Linked DNA regions of Mus musculus: region 1 is linked to region 2. A link is a loop called in an ENCODE intact Hi-C map of the cell type or tissue named here. Cell type or tissue: left cerebral cortex. All regions are shown on one strand. Each heading gives the region's core, and the rest is flanking DNA. Links, peaks and the distances in the headings are about the cores only.

Region 1 (8,454 bases), core at 226-8,225, 240 kb before region 2:
CTCACCAGCCTCCAATAAGATCTTAATGGGAGTGGCTGTTTTAGCCCTTTCAGGCTAATCAGTATGCTAAGCTTGAGGTTATTTTATTGAAGTTCATTCTTGGGGAGTGGAGGTGGGGATCCTTAGTCTCCATCAGAAGTAACAGTCTTGTAAAGGGCTATCTAAATTGTAAGGTCCCCCTCATTTTTGTCATCAAGTCTCTAGCCCTTACAGAGCCTCAGTAGTTGGCTACACAAGTTAACAAACAACTTCTTGAAATGACAATTGGCAATGCAAAATATCAAAGTATTGTCTGCCCTACTGTTGCCATTTAAATAAGTAATGTCCCCAGAGGCTCATGTGTTTGAACACATAGTTTCAAGATGATGGCATTGTTTGGGGATGTTATGGAACTTTTAGGACATGGAGATTTACTGGAGAAAGTAAATCACAGGGGATGGGCTTTCCTGTTCTCTCTCTCTCTCCTCCTGCCATGCCTGCCATTTGCTGTCACCCATCCCTACCATGGTGAACTTATCTCTCATGTGCGGCTTGGCAATGAGCATGCGCATGAGCTTTAATTCAATGTAAACACTTCCTCCTCTAGTTTTCTTCTTTCTGATCATGGTATCTTATCACAACAGCAGAAAAGTAACTATCCAAGCCTTTCCCCTCTTGCATTTACTTTGATTCTATGTTCCCATCACACAGAGAGGGGTCCTGATAGAAAACCATGGCGGGACCTGTGGGTAAATGCATTTGATGCCAGTCTTGACTACCTGAGTTTGATACATGGCACACACATAGTGAAAGAAGATAACTAACTTCCAAAGGCTGTCCTCTGACCTACCTACCTACCTACCCACCTACCTACACCCACACACAAACTGACTAAATAAGTGTATATAGTAAAATCTTTAAAAGTGATGAGCCATGAAGCTTTACCACTTCTCTTACTTTCTGATGCCATTTCCCTCTGTTTCCAAGTCTGTACTGAGTTTAAACTATATTCAGCAAAACCTAAGACATCTTTTCTAGGATTGTTCGGACCTAACTTTCAGCAGTGGTTGAGCATACATCTAGAGCTCTTTCTGCTGGAGCATGGGGAGAGTTTCCTATGAGACCTATAATGAAGAGAATGGAATGCAATACATCTTCTTTCCTCACACAGAGGCGTCTCCTTGAGGAGGGTAAGAATAGATCATATTTGGAGATTTTAGGGGAACCCTCCTAAGGGCACTATACATCTCCAGCCTTTGTTAGGCGCTGGCACTTTTTTGAAAATATTCCCATTGCTTATGTTCTACTCCAGGAAGAAGAGAACTGAATGTATACAAGGGTTACTAACAAACAAACTTTTGATTTTAGAATAGCAAATAGATGTATAGTGGTAAATATGCTGAGTAGGGAGAAGTTGAGTGTTGATATTAACAAGTATATTCGGAAAATAGGGAAATCCATATGCCTATCTAAAAGATTTAGACAATTCTTCCTGTCCCATAGGAATCTTTAGCATAGGAGGGGCGTTTTCAGATGGTGGCTCATAAGTTTTATCCTGGTTAAGTGAAAATCTTTTTTCCTCTGGCCCTTGGAATTGACGATGCCCAGTGTGCAGAAAGGACAATGTTCCTCAACTCTGGAACTCAATTTACAAATGAGATCAGAATATTAGGCTCTCTATCATTTGCCACAGATAGGAAGAAGTTAAGAGGGAAATTCAGAAGGAAAGTAAACTTCTCCTCCTCCTCCTTTTCTTTTTTTTTTAAAGTAGGTAGTATACATGCCTATAACACATGCATGAATTTGTCTCTTGCATTATTTTATGACCTGGTTATCCAGCCAGTAGAGTCTTTAGGTGGCAGGTATCAAGGTTGCTTTAAACTGTCCAACATATACCTGATACAGATGGCTAATGAGAAAGGAGAGAGCAAAGATGCAGTTAAAGGGGCAGGGTGTGAGCTGTTCTTTGGGAAGAATACCTCCTGGCTGGCTTTCTATCTATGTACTGAGGGGGTCCTGTGATCAGTTGAACTCCAGGTTCTTGGTGGCTTTATTAAATAACTGAGAAAGTGCACATAGTTGATAGCAGCAGTTTTTATTTAGAAAAGAGAAAAAAGAAAAAAGAAAAAAGGCAAATACATTATAGGGAAAAGGCAGGTTTTGAACAACATGACTTTAGAACCCTAGTTATTTTTCAGGGTTGTCTCTTATGAGTTTACATGGAGAGGAACTGATCCCCAGGGGCAGGAACTAGGTGGATCCTTTCCCTGACTGGCAGCTGGATTGTTATAGAACTTTGGAGGTTCTCTCTCTGTCTTTCTGTCTCTCTGTCTGTGCCTGTCTTTCTCTCTCTCTCTCTCTCTCTCTCTCTCTCTCTCTCTCTCTCTCTCTCTCTCTCTCTCCCTCCCTCCCTCTCTCTCTCTTTCTCTCTCTCTTCCTCTTTCTATCTCCCTCTCTGTCTCCCTCTCCCCCCTCTCTCTTTTCCCCCATCTCTCTGTGCTATACATTCCATGCTTTTAAATCACTATAATCCCCACCATGCATCCACGTGTGATGGTAAATAGGACTTTCCCCTGACAGGTTGCTTTTAAGAACAGACTTGTATTATTTATAGTAAATGCCCTTCTGCCAAGGGCAGTTCTGGCTTAAGCTAGCCTTACTTATCTCTCTACAAGGAAATACTTGACCAAAATTGCTCATGCATGGGGAGGAGCTGGGTGTTGTCCTATTGGAAAGGATTGGACACTGTTTATTGTTGAGACTTGTCAAGGTTAAGATTAGCTTTCAAAGTATTGAAAGGTGCTTTGCAAGTAGCCAACAAGGGAGAGCAATTTATAACCCATGTAGCTGTGACACCTATGAACAATTAGTCACCAGCATGGAACCATATCCCTAAAAGTGCCATAGTGGTTGTCTTAGTTATGGTTTCATTGCTGTGAAGAGACATGACCACAGCAACCCTTATAAAAGAAAACATCTAATTGGGGCTGACTTACAGTTTCAGAGGTTTAGTCCATTGTTATCATGGCAGAAAGCATGGCAGTGTGCAAGCTTGGTGCTGAAGTTGCTGAGAATTCTGCATCCTGATCCAATGGCAACAGAAGGAGACTATGTGCCACACTAGGCCAGCTTTACACACCTTTAATGCTCTTGATAGGGGCCTTGCTGCACATTAGCCACATCAGAGATGCTGAGTACAAAAGAAAGCCATTAACAGCACTGCATAACACAAAAAAATAAAAAATAAAAAGTAGCTTTCAATTACATCAGTTAATTAAACACTGCATAACACACAATCTTTTTTTAAAGTCGCTTTCAATTACAGTTTGGTACTTTCATTATTTTCCATCATAAATGTTGAAGAATTTTCTCCTCATGGAGGGAGGGAGGAAAGGGTGTGGAGTCTACCCAAATGCTCAGAGTGGCTCTTCAGCCAGGAAGCTCACTGTCTGGGAAGTTGGTCTTCAGGCTCACAGCGTGGCAAGGAGCTTCCTGGGATGACATGGAATCCAAAAGTCAGAGTAAGGTTAGTTTCACTGCAAGCTGTAGAACACTGTTGTGTGTCTCACTCGCTGCTCTCTGCTTCATGTGTTCACCAAACAGTGATGACAGTCACTGCCCCAGACCAAAGCAGCGGGTCTCAGTAGACCACGACTTGGTGCTCCAGGGCAGGTGGAATCCCTAGGCAGAATCACTCCAAGTGCAAACAAGCTGTTTCTAAGAACCTAGAGTCACCAGGTTGGGGGAGTTGGCATTAGACACACCTTCATTCTGTGAATTACTCTGGACTCTGTGGGGGGGGGGCGGGGGGGGAGGCATCTCTCAGATTAAAGTGCCTGGTTATTTGTTTGTTTCCAAGTTAAAACATCCTGACCCTGACTATGTGCCACTATAGTGCCACTTCCTATGGCCAATTATTTTAGCACATGAATCTCTGGGGCTATACTTATTCAAACCGTATAGCTTGGTGTAAACCATAGCTGTCTAATCGGACTCAACGCCCACTCAGCAGGAGGGAAATCATGCCTGACACTGTGAACCTAGCCAACATCTTGTAGCTAGTGAGGTCATGGATCTTAGAGGAGAATCTATTACTGCCACTTTCCTAAACTAGTATAATTCCTAACTGTACTCTCAATATTTAACTTCACACACACAGATAGGTATGGCTCTCACATCTCACCCAAGAACCTTCTCTTTGCAGCAGGGATTATTACAGAAAAATCACAACTGATCAAAGTACAGAAAACAACTGATCACAAGGTACTCAGCCCCAACTCATAAATATACAATACAACCCTATACTGGTGGCTCAGGAAAAACTGTGTCATTGGGGACAGAAAGATTGAATCACCTAGAAAACCAGGAAATCAGTTGTGAGATTGTGTCTTCTGGTATGACATGGGAGTCATGAAATCTCAATAATATGGTTGACCAAACAAGACCTGAACTATGACATGTACCAGTTAACAAGCCAATGTAATTGGAAGAAATCTAATGAGGTCCCACCCCTAGATGAAGACCTATAGACAATTAATGATTTCTTAGAGAGGGAGAATCTGTTTTCCCAGGAATGTGCCCCCTAAAATACAGAGAGACATAGAAGACATTAAATCGAGTTAGCTTATATGTATGTAAACATTATTTTACATTTCATTGTAACAAAAATTTAAGAAGATATTAACATATATAACAATAATAATGAAAGAAAAAGAAGCTATGGATTTTAAAGGGAGTGGGTGATAGAACATAAAAGGAGTTAAAAATCTATAATTATCTGCAGGAATTGAGGTTTTCCTTATTCTTACCCGCCTCAAGATGGCACCAGTGTTCCTGGAAGGTCTCCTACTTTTAGAAACCCATACTGCTGCTCATTGGCCTTTTCTAGAGCACAGAATCTAACCCTTTACTTTTGCAGAGCATGTTTTATAATCAGAGATGGTATAAAGAAAGTGAGTATTTAGATACAGACAAGTATATAACTTGTTAACATCGGGTTATTGAAAGCTATTTGTCTGTGTAAGGATGGCGGTAGAGGGACCTTCAAGATCTTGTCAGTTAAAAGAGGCACCTTTGGCTGACTTAGCTGTTACCTAACTGTCCTGATTCCTGGGAATGTCAGAGGTGCCATAGTGGTGCCTTAACGTAAGCGATTACTCCTGTATTAGTTACATTTGGGTCACTATGATAAAACACCATGACTAATGCAAGAGTTTTTTTGGGCTTAGGGGAAGTTAGTAATGGTGGAGTGAAGACAGCAGGGTGCTGAAAGATTACATCAATAACTGCATGTCAAGAAAAGAGAGTGAGTTGGAAGAGGGGTGACTCTATGAACTCTCTAGACTACCCCTGTGATGTGCTTCCTCTATCAAAGCTGCACCAACTCCCCAAACATTACCAGCCACTGAAGATCAAGTGGTCACATACACAAGCCTGTGGGGGATATTTCGCATTCAAACTCCCGCAACTAGGTCAGTTTTAACAAATGGTAAGCAACATTGGGCATCTGGATTGTACAGATGTGGCTGCCATTTTGTCCATTAAGGACTAGACAAGGTAGAATGTGACAAATGAAAATTGGTTCTGCTCTTCACAAATCAAGGAGTCGAGTGTGGCTACACTAGGAAGTAAATAAGTTAATTCCCAATGTTAACTTTACTTGAGCCCTGTGCTGTCAGAAACCATCACAGTTAAGAAATCCTGTAAGCATTTTGAGTTCATGAAACAATGAACAGGAAATAACTTCCCTGGGGCTTAAGACTTTTAAGTACGATTGGCTCTCCATTCTGTCAATGAATTCCAACCGTCTTAAAGTTTTCTTCCTGGTGTTCCTGTGACAAGTCCAAGAGTATACAGTCTCCAAGAGTATCACTTCCACACTCCCATCCTTTGTCTCATGATTGATTACCTGAGATTATGGCTTTAGTTACACATACAGAGACATTTTCCCTTCAACTAATAGAGACTTGCCGCATTGCAGAATCCTGACTCTGTCATCTCACTTACACTTGTCTGGGCCTCCCCATGAAAGGCCTGGCAGGGTCTTGCCAAGACACTGCAATGTTCTATTTCAACTGCCTGGACAAAGTCCATTTCCTTATCTTTGCCTTTGGCAAAGCTTGCAATAGTAATCCTTACTGACTGTGGGTGGGTAAGGGTTAACCTTGGCAGAAATGAAGCTTCCCTTATTTATTGCTTCTGAAGTTTGTTACAGAATTTAGAATGGGTGTTCTTGTAAAACTTGCAAAATACATTATTCCCACCTAACTTTCCTCTTCTCTTTGCTTTGGTAAATCTGAGTTACCACATTTTCAAAGCTCGTTGGATACCAGTACATCTCTTGGCCCCAACTCTGGTCTGTCTTAAGATCACCCTTAGTAGGCACTGCTGTCCTTCTTACCTGCCAAGGTGCTGACAGTGTTTGAAAAGGGCAGAAATTCTTAATACAGAAATTCTCTAAATGTTTTAAAGGTGGAGTGAGGGCACAGAACTGATCTGACAAACGTTGGAAGGCTTTGCTCTACAGCCAGTCAAACATTGCTCTCCACATTTGCATTTTACTCAGCACTATCATTCTGTTTTTCTACAAACCTGTTTATCCTCTGAGTAATTGTCTTATGGAAGAAATATGTATTTCTTTCATTTTATTTGTCACAAAATTAAAACACCTCAATCACACCTCTATACTACCCTAAAAGACATGCTTTATTCAAAATAGAATTCTACACGTAGCAAGGAAAGTTTTCTTTTCTTTTGGTTTCTGTTCTGTTTTTGTTACTGAAAGAGCAGTCTAGAGATTGGTAAACACTCCTCTGTGTGACCTTCATTGCATCAAGTCTATGTTGTGGATTCCACATTAATGACTAGGTAATGGGGAATTAATAAGTAACAAGAGACATACCTCTTAACTAAATGGGCCCAGGTCTGAGGTTTTAAAATCCTGACCGTTAAATGTACTAAATTTAGGTTCTAATTAAAATTTATTAAATAGACTCAACACTCTATATGAAAAAAAAATAGAACCTATATTTAGGTTTGCCTAAAATCAGGGCATCAGCAATAAGGCATCTGTGAGGACTAAAAATGTCACACTCGGTTAATTACTGCTTTTGTAAAACTCTATGAAGCTATTATCAGCCTTTTTATAAACAAAGGTGTCAATATATAAATACTTACGTTTATAGAACTTTCTCTGCACATGAAATTTACAGATAGATCACCTACTTATTTCTCAGTTATCTCTCTGCCCACCACCAACCTGTTTTCACTAAAATCATAAGCCTTATTTTTATATCTGTATTTTCTAGTTTGCCTTTGGAGCATAACTTGGCAGAATAGATATTCCTGCAGATAATTAAGTGATTATGATAGATTTTGGAGACAGGAAAAAAATGGCGTGACATCAAGAGAAATATAAAACTGAACTTTTTCTTTAGCAACTGAATGACTAGAACCATACACTAAACAATCAAATTATTTTCATAGTGCATGATAGCTTATGGTTTGAACGTGAAATATTCTCCCTCCGTTGATGTGTTCAAACATTTGTCCCTAGTTGGTGGTGTTGGTTTTCAATGTTGTGGTATTTTTAGAAATTGAAGCCTTGCTTGAGAAAGTGGATCACTGGGTAGACCTTGACATTTTTATAGCCTGACCCTACTTCCTGTCCAGTCTTGCAGGCTTCTTGCTGGCAGGTCCAAGCTAGAGGAGAGAACCCGGCCCAGCCGAGTCTCTCCAGGGCTGAACAGGATGCTGAGTGTCTCTGCCCAAAACAAACACACCAGGGCTAGGAGTTTGTCAAAGCAGGAACTCAACCTTATGACATCAGCCTCTTGCTTATATAAGTTCGGAACATAGGGAGGGGAACTTTTAGTGGGGTAAAATGACATAGGAGTCAGGAAAGGGTGATGGAGGGTATGGAGTGACTGGCAGAGCCAGTGGCAAAGCTCTACATCAGCAATGGCAGGGCAGAGGCAGGGTCAAACAGGTCTTGCTGAGTCATCCTGATGTGGAAGTGACTGAGCCAGGTCTCAAACTTGGGCCAGGCTTAGGCTCTCCCTCAAGGCCACAGAAACTCCAGCCAGGCTCGGGTTTTTCCTCAAGGCCCAAGCCAGGGCCAAAATGGGGCCCGAAAGAGTCTCTGCTTTCTGACTGGGTGACATGTGTCCATTTGCCTTACACTCATGTATGCCATCTCTGTCATGAGAAATTGTGTCCTATGTTTCTCTATAAACCAAAATAAATCCTTCATCCCCCAAGTGATGTTTGTTAAGTATTTGGTCACAATTGTGAACAAGTTAACTAATACATAAGTTAATGAGAACATAGAACAATCTCTTCATTTTGAATCAATGAAGAGATGATTTGAGATCATTGTTCATTCCCTTTTCTAAATTATTCATAGTCTGAGTTAAACTAGAGGCAAAATAGAAGCATCGTTATGAAGCTTAAGTAACTTCACTTCTACATTATTTT
Region 2 (8,454 bases), core at 216-8,215:
AGCCCTATCCAGTCTCCTATCTGGTCAGATTAGTTGACTTACACCTAGATGCAAGATCTTTTGTTTCTCATGACCAGGGTTACTGACTCCAGCATTTTACTCACAACCTTCCACTTAATTCTACTGGATCTTTACTATAGCACTAAGCTGAGTCCAAATCTTCTGAAGCTGACAGGAATGATTAACCATCACAGCCAGCTGATGACTCCGTGAGTTTCAGTCCTCAGCAGAAGCAGCTGCCTGTGTCTGCCTCTCTGTGCTTTGTCTCTTTTTCTTTCCTGACTTGTGATGCTCTTGCCTTGGCAGCTTCAGTGCACAGTGGCCTTGGTAGGGCTAAAGTAATCGTCATCACGTTGCTGGGGACACTTGCTCCCTTTCAACTCACAATGTAATTGTTAGCTCCAAGGACAACCAAGAACATAGCTTGGCATTTTGTTTCCCGAACTACAGGCAGAATGGCTCAATTTGGTGGCATTTAGCATTGCAACCTTTGCTTGCAGGAGAATAGAGGCTTCAACCAAAATAATGCAAGCCGACTAAAAGAAATGTGTTTGACTGGAGTCATTTAACTGAAGCTTGAAAATATTTCATTGTTATTATTCTCACAGTGCATGAACCTGTGTGTGCCCTACCGTTCAGGTCCCTGTTCTTCTATCCCCTTGCCTGAACAATGCTGGGATATAGTAGCCTGGATAGCAGTCCTAGCCATTCCTTGTCAAGATGCTACTTCCCATCACTCCAGTAGCTTTGAATAGTGTGAGCCTGAAATGGTAGGTCATTAGTGTCTCCAGAGAGCAGCCTTAAGCCACTGTCTGGAAGTGAATTGCTGGAGCAATGTTGCAGCTCCCTTCCTGGATTGGGTAATATTAATAGCAAAGCCTCGGTCTCACACCAGCTGTTGGAAGATCCCTGTAGACGGTAAGATCAAATTGTTTAAACACGGAGCTAACTTGCCTGTCCTGTCCTCTGCCTGCTTTCTTTCTGCATCTCAGTTTCTCCTCTCCTGTCAGTCTTTCTTTCATTTTGTTTCAAGCAAGTAGGCAGAATCCTGTGTTTTCACCCTTTTATCTCAGAGTCGCCTGAACCATGAAAACTGTTCTCTGGCAAACTGCAAACATGGCCATAACTTACCAGTTGTGTGCATTCAAGTTGTCTGTCCTCACACTCCTCCATTGCTGGTGGGATTGCAAGCTTGTACAACCACTCTGGAAATCAGTCTGGTGGTTCCTCAGAAAATTGGACATAGTACTACCGGAAGATCCAGCAATACCTCTCCTGGGCATATATCCAGAAGATGCTCCAACTGGTAAGAAGGACACATGCTCCACTATGTACATAGCAGCCTTATTTATAATAGCCAGAAGCTGGAAAGAACCCAGATGCCCCTCAACAGAGGAATGGTTACAGAAAATGTGGTACATTTACATAATGGAGTACTACTCAGCTATTAAAAATAATGAATTTATGAAATTCTTGGGCAAATGGATGGATCTGGAGGATATCATCCTGAGTGAGGTAACCCAATCACAAAATAATTCACTTGATATGCACTCACTGATAAGTGGATATTAGCCCAGAAACTTAGAATACCCAAGATACAATTTGAAAAACACAAGAAAATCAAAAAGAAGGAAGACCAACACGTGAATACATCATTCTTCCTTAGAATAGGGAAGAAAATACCCATGTAAGGAGTTACAGAGACAAAGTTTGGAGCTGAGACAAAAGGATGGACCATCCAGAGACTACCCTACCAGGGGATTCATAATCAGCCACCAAACTCAGACACTATTGCACATGCCAGCAAGATTTTGCTGAAAGGACCCTGATATAGCTCTCTCTTGTGAGGCTATGCCAGTGCCTGGCAAATGCAGAAGTGGATGCTCATGGTCATCTATTGGATGGAACATAGGGCCCCCAATGGAGAAGCTAGAGAAAGCACCAAAGGAGCTGAAGGGGTCTGCAACCCTATAGGCGGAACAACAATATGAACTAACCAGTACCTCCAGAACTTGTGTCTCTAGCTTCATATGTAGCAGAAGATGGCCTAGTGGGCCATCATTGGGAAGAGAGGCCCCTTGGTCTTACTAACTTTATATGCCCCAATACAGGGGAATGCCAGGGCCAAGAAGTGGGAGTTGGTGGGTAGGGGAGCAGGGCAGGGGGAGGGTATAGGGGACTTTCAGGATAGCATTTGAAATGTTAATGAAGAAAATATCTAATAAAAATTGAAAAAAAAGTTGTGTGTCCTCCCAAGCAGAGGTGGCTTGACTTGGGTTTGCATTGGCTAATGAACATGGCCCAGATGACAACCCAGTAGATTAGAGTTTAGGGAGAGACCTTGCACACATTTCTCCTGTTCCTCAAAGATTTGTGATGGATAATTGTCTTTTAAAGCACTGGGTTATTTGCCATACAGTAGAAATTGACTAAACTCTATCCTAAATCTATAGTTCGTTCATGCTTATTCTCTTCCATGTAAACAATTGTTTTCCCTGAATATAATAATCTTGTCAGGCACAGAAAGGTTCCATGACCTCCTCTGAGGTGCCAGGAGAGCCAGGGTGCCAGCTTTGGCAGTGTTTTGGTTTATTCCTGTGTTCAGGGCCTCTGGGCCGAGTCACCTGTCTAGGCTACTGGATAGTCATTGTGCTGTTTCTCCTCCATAGGCCCAGCACAGCTGCTGTTTTTTTCCAAAGCCCTGTTTTCCCAGAGCTGTTAGGTAGGAGGCCTGTACGTACGTTCTCGTAGACTGTGCTGGTGACATATGTGTCTGTTAGGGACTCTTAGCACAAAGCTGGCCTGAGATGGAGAGCTCACCAAGAATACTGCAGATGCTGCAGCCAGAGAATATGTGGAGCTTTCAAGTCAGCAGAATGCAGAGTAAACAGCCCAGCTCAGAGCGAGGCAACATGTCAGTCCTGGTTTTGCTTCTTGGCTGATTCCACGGCCCTGGGAGAGATCCTTGGCCTATATTTCTGTATCTTGGTTTCTGATATCCCTTTAATTCCCTCATGCCAGGATTCAAGGGTTAAAGAGAGCTTCATACAAATGAAAAGCTCTATAAAAAACCACAAGTGTAAGTGTGTAATTAAAGCAAATTCTGACAGATTAGAGCAATGATTCTGCTTGCTGTAGCTAGCTCTGCAGCGCCATACCCCCAGGAACTGGCTAGATGTGCACCCGTGCCAGCCCCACTCAACCACCCTGAATGTGAACTTCAGGTGGGGCCCTCTTGCCTATGTTTCAAGGAGATTTGGCACAGATTTAGAGTCTAGGTTTGCTGATTTAAAGCCGTATCAGTCTTTTCTGAAAAACATGACACCCTTATTTATGTAAACGAAGTGCCTCTAGTGTTCGATAATTTTCCTCAAAATGAATGGAACAAGAAAAATAAAAGAGAAAGCAACTATAAATAATGTGCTAATGAGGAAGCAAGCCAACCTCATGTCTCTGTGGAAGCTAAGCAAAGAGGTACTTTGAATCAGTAGACAGAACTAAGACCCCAGCTGCATGCATTATGGTGACTGTCAGGGCTGGGGTCCTCGATATCTTACTGTTAGCCTGAAGAATTTCTGCAAGGAATGCTGTCTTCCTCTCTCATCTTGTCATGCTGGCATTCCCTAGGCTGACCTCTTACTCTTCCACCACATGCAGACTCAGGCCCCTCTCCATGCTACAGAGGGACTTACATCAGAAGGGTAGTTTTATAGCACATGATTCAGCCACTGCCAGGCAATGTTTGTCACATCTTATTCAGTGCACAGCAGAGCTAAATTCACCCCCTGAGCACTAGTGTATCTGATGGACATACACATAGTTCAGGCCACTTGGAATTGGATGTGGCTTATACCATGGGAGCTGGCTAAAGAAGCCACAATCAACATTCCTCTCAGTTCTCCTGGCCCAAAACCTCCATTAAGAAATTTAGGTTGTCTGAGAGCACAAGATGCTCTGGGGATAGGCCTCATCCAGGGAGTTAGGACTGGCTAATTGGGAGTGATTCCAGATGCTGCAAAGTCCACTATTGTGCTTTGAGCAGGAAGGCTCCAGGTTGCACACGCAAGGCAGAGACTCTTGGACATAGTATTTCAAGCAAGATTGCTTTGAGACATTCTGGATAGGCATACACTTTACCCACTGCCCAGGAGGCATGGTCACATGAATCTTTGAGTCAGGGGCCTGAAACCCAAAGCTTAGTGGGATAAGATGCAGGTCTGGCAAAAGTGTGGGTTTGAAGACGAGTTATTTGCTTATTTTGTTGTGTGATCTTGATAAATGCGTGCTAATGCCCTCATTTGTGCAACGAAAAAGATACTGCTTGTAAACTAAAAGATACTAATGCCCAGTAAAGTACCATTGCCTATATTTCCTCTTGTGAGCCCAGGGGATAGCAGATGTCATCAGATATGGAAATGGAGGCCTTTCCTCTTCTTCTGCTTCCTCCTGGCCAATGGCCTAATTGTCTGGTTGGGAAGAAAGCCAGGTGAGTATGATGGGCTTCTTTATAGCTCCCAGGGGTCAGATGAAGGTGATACAACCACAATGCTGGCTAATTATATTAGGAAAGCTTCCCATGGGACTGTGGAAATCGATTCACGAAAGGGCTGACAGCACCAGTTTCAGGCTGCACTCTGAGCTCGCCTACTTACCAAAGCCATAAGACATAGTAATAGCTCATGGTCCTGTCACTGACCAGGTTGCCTCCGAAGACTGGAGTCAAAAGAAAGTTATCATGGCCCCCAGGCCTGTACACCTGCCTCATCTGCAGACTCAAACCAGTTAGAGGCTTTGTGCATTTCTGGGATGAGAAGGCATTTAGACCTTGAAGACAAAAGCAGACATGCTCTTCCAAGCTCCTTAAAACACAAAGCAACTGGATGATAGCAAAGCGGCCAGGTGAATTTCTTGATCTGAGAATCCAAGTAGCCCTAAATTAGCTTTCTATATTTAGGGAGAAGCAAAAGAATGATTTGTTTATTTTCCTTTTAAAATCCAAGAGCTGGTTGAAATTTTAATAGGCTAGGAAGAACTAGCGTTCCAGAGAGAGTGAGCCCAAGATAGCCACTAGAGGGCCTCAGCGTCCCAGCAAATCTGCTCCCAGTTTGGAGGCTCAAATATTTGGTTGAATCTGATGTTTAGGGGGGACTGACTCCCATTCCTGGAACCACTTGCAGTGGGCTCTTAGCACCACACAAGAAAGAAGGAAGCCTTTCTGTTAGTAGAGTTAGATAATCAGTTGATCAATTTATTCACTGGTAACCTATCTTTGCAGGCAATAAAAATGTCCTATCATTGGGGTAAAAGCTAAGGTGAGGATGTGGGTCAATTGTGAAAGTCTAACTGAATAGAAACCTAGTTGGAGCACATACTGGTAGGGTCGAGGCTTCAGAGATATGGGCTGAAGCATCCCTTTAATTTCTCCATGCTGCCCTGCAAACAAACCCAGAGAGTATCATTTACATAAGAAGAGAGAAACCATGCTGCTTGAGGAAAATGAATGTAACTGGAGGGAATCAAGGCAGTTTCAAGAAGACACATGCTGTGCGTGTTTCTCATTTTATACAGATATATGAAATCTTACAGCGTGAGAGTAGATGAAAATCTAAGTGACCAAAAGGAACTCATCAGATAGAGGGTAGAGAAAGTGGAAAGCAGAGGTACATGAGGGGAGTATGCTAACATAACTATGTATAGTTTGCAACTATATATAGTTTAGTCATTGTCTAAAACTTGCATTCACCTTGGATTTAGCAAGAGTAGAACCTCATGGGACGATCACTCCCCAGATGATAGCAATTACCCACTATGCTAGAGGCATGAATAATTCTCTTCTGAAAATCAACTGTCCTCTAAAACAATAAGGACTTCTTCAGCTATTCTTGCAGAGCCCAAACTGAGATACTGGACAACCAGATAAGTTCTTGACCAGGACTGCTTAATTGTTTATAATTCTGATCGCTCTGTTTAATTCTTCATTTATTCAAGCCCAAGGTTCATGTCAGGACCCCTTGCCTACTGCTCGAGCCATTGTTGGTGGCCACCTTTGAACTCCTGTGTCTTCTTACAGGCCTTAATCCAATACAGTTCCCCACTCCCACCCCCTGCAACACACACACTATTATTTTAGGACACTTGATTTAAGGCTTGACAAAACGATGGCTACATCCTTTTGTACAAAGAGCTGCAGCCCTGGTTTCCTAATCTAACCAATCAGATGCTCTTGTTAGCTCTCATGTATCTTTTGGATATTAGGTTGAAGTTCACATCTTGAAGGCAGCCCACTTCCTTGTATCCAAATCTCCAGCTAAAGAATCTCATAGAATCATGAGTCTCTGCTCTTTTGTCTTGCTGAAAGATGGCATTTTTGTTGGTTTTCTTTTATTACTAAGTTCCCTCAAGGAACACTGGAACTATTCTTGATTTTGTCTAGAGCCTAGGGCAGTACCTGACACACAATGGAACCTTATAAACATTAATTACATGATGGTTGGTTGATTGGTTGGCTGACCTCAGATGTTACCAGGGTTGTCTGGGGGGGTGGTGAGGAGAGAAGAGTTAAAGGCATTATTCTGGAAGTTGATATCTTTGATCACAGCCCAGACAAGATCTAACAACTGAAGTTCACATGGGCTAAAGTAACAAATCATTTTAAGGCCATTAGTAGAAAGGAATAACTTTTTCCTCAAAGATATTATGAAAAAATTATATAAGCAATATATGTTCATGGGGAAGGATCTATAAAGTTTTCTTTTTTTAGATTTATTTATTTATATGAGTATACTGTATCTGTCATCAGACATGCCAGAAGAGGACATCAGATCGCATTACAGATGGTTGTGAGCCACCAGGTCGTTGCTGGGAATTGAACTCAGGGCCTCTGGAAGAACAGTCAGTACTCTTAATCTCTGAGGCATCTCTCCAGTCCCTATAAAAATTTAAAAATGAAAAGAAAACAGAAAAATAAGTACATGTGTAATGCTTGGGAGCTTTAAGCTATTTTCTTTCTGATATTGGCCCAGTGCATGCATGTGTATGCAGAAACCCTCCTAAAAATAGTCAGGTTCAGATCTTACCTTTTATAAGAACGCTTAGCTTTGGATGCTAAATGATATTTATTTTTAATTAAACTATTGATCATAATTTTAAATACATTTAGAATATTCCCATGTACATTTAGAATTTCAAATTCCCCAGAATAGATCATGAAGGTTGATATGAATTTTAATCCTCCTGATTTTTGAGGACATCCTAAAGTCTAAAGAAAATGACAGTAAATATGAGGTATACTACCGAGTTCCAAAGCTGTTTTTAATGGAATGCCTACTTCTGTTCAGTGACTTGGCCTCCCCAAGTATTAGTTCGAGCTTGGTAGAAGGTCTCTATGGCTGCTCCCTCTCTTTAGCCCTCAGTTTCTCTCTTTTCTTGTTTTTCCACTATAGCAGACCCTACTGATGTCCTATCTATAAACTTTCAGAGCTCATAATTCTTGTGTGTGCCAATGGCTTCTTACTTAAGGACATAGCCTTCTCTGACAGTATGAATGTGTTCACTCATGAGTGGGGCAGGCTGGGAGAGCCTAGATGCATAGATGTCCCAAGGAGCAGGTGTCAGATGATGATAAATGAGTTAGTGGACGTGTTCCAGCTCCTTGTCACATAGAAAGAACACTTTGGGAGCATAATTTGTATAGAGCTTCTCACACAACTGAGTTCCAGCAACCCCCAGGCCTAGCTTGCTCATTGTATCTGTAGCTTTTCTTGTCCTCCCCTTTTCCATACTCTGCTACTTTTTTCTTGAGACCGCCTCCAAGAAAAGCTATTTGGCCTCTAATCCTTGCGCCAATTCCTGCTTCTGAGGAGCCATCTAAGCAGCCTCCTTCTCCTCTTACTGCCCTTGCTAAGTATGAGTTCTAACATCCTCTGACTGAGACGTCCCCCTTTCCCTTGCTTTGTCTAATGTAGAATGTGAAAAGTCTAGGAGGCAACACATTTTGAGGAGCAGGGTAAAAAGGCAAAGGTATGACAGATTCTATGATGCTTTTTTTCCCTTTTTTAATCAGAACTTCTGATAGGCATGCTCCCAAGAGGGAATGAATTATACAGTTTCTGGTGTCGTTGGAGGTGACTTTGAGTTGTTCTTCTCTCTGTCCTCGGTCATTTCTCTCTCCAGGCTTTTGCTTTGCAGTAGAAGGCAACCCTAGCAGAGCTATTTGTGTCTCCAGCCCTTAATTAGGTTTCCAGACATACCCACAGGCCTGGGTATAATATTGGGCAGGTTATTAAGTAAGCCCATATTCATTTTGTAGTTACCAAAGGCATGATGCAAGCTGAGTGAATATAGAGATTCTACTGGGACTGTTAAGACATTGTTGTCACAAGAAGGCAGGCATAGTATAAAGGAACTTAAACAGGGCTACATGTGATATGTCAGTTAAGGGGGAAAACAGAGTAA

The links. Hi-C counts contacts between places; a loop is a spot of excess contacts. Peaks named below come from ENCODE experiments on the same cell type or tissue, not always from the same donor. Only the 100,000 strongest peaks of a DNase experiment are listed, where the experiment ranks them.
Region 1: a loop joins it to region 2, with 1.8 times the contacts of the local background. A loop is called at or near these places in 2 of 42 quality-filtered maps.

What each region holds. Positions count from the first base shown.
Region 1 is chr2:136,832,446-136,840,899 of GRCm38, reverse strand. It overlaps Gm46767 (a long non-coding RNA gene), which reads left to right and starts at 8,307. Exons shown (of 3, transcript XR_001783485.2): 1 at 8,307-8,454. In left cerebral cortex, for the core only: a CTCF peak has its summit at 4,787 (motif pointing right); a DNase peak (open chromatin) is centred at 4,836; H3K27ac peaks cover 243 bases.
Region 2 is chr2:136,593,281-136,601,734 of GRCm38, reverse strand. The region is part of intron 2 of Gm32659 (a long non-coding RNA gene); the gene reads left to right. Among named protein-coding and RNA genes, the nearest start is that of Ankef1, 65 kb to the right of the region's middle. In left cerebral cortex, for the core only: a CTCF peak has its summit at 5,058 (motif pointing right); DNase peaks (open chromatin) are centred at 2,787, 3,605, 4,807 and 5,065; H3K27ac peaks cover 1,153 bases.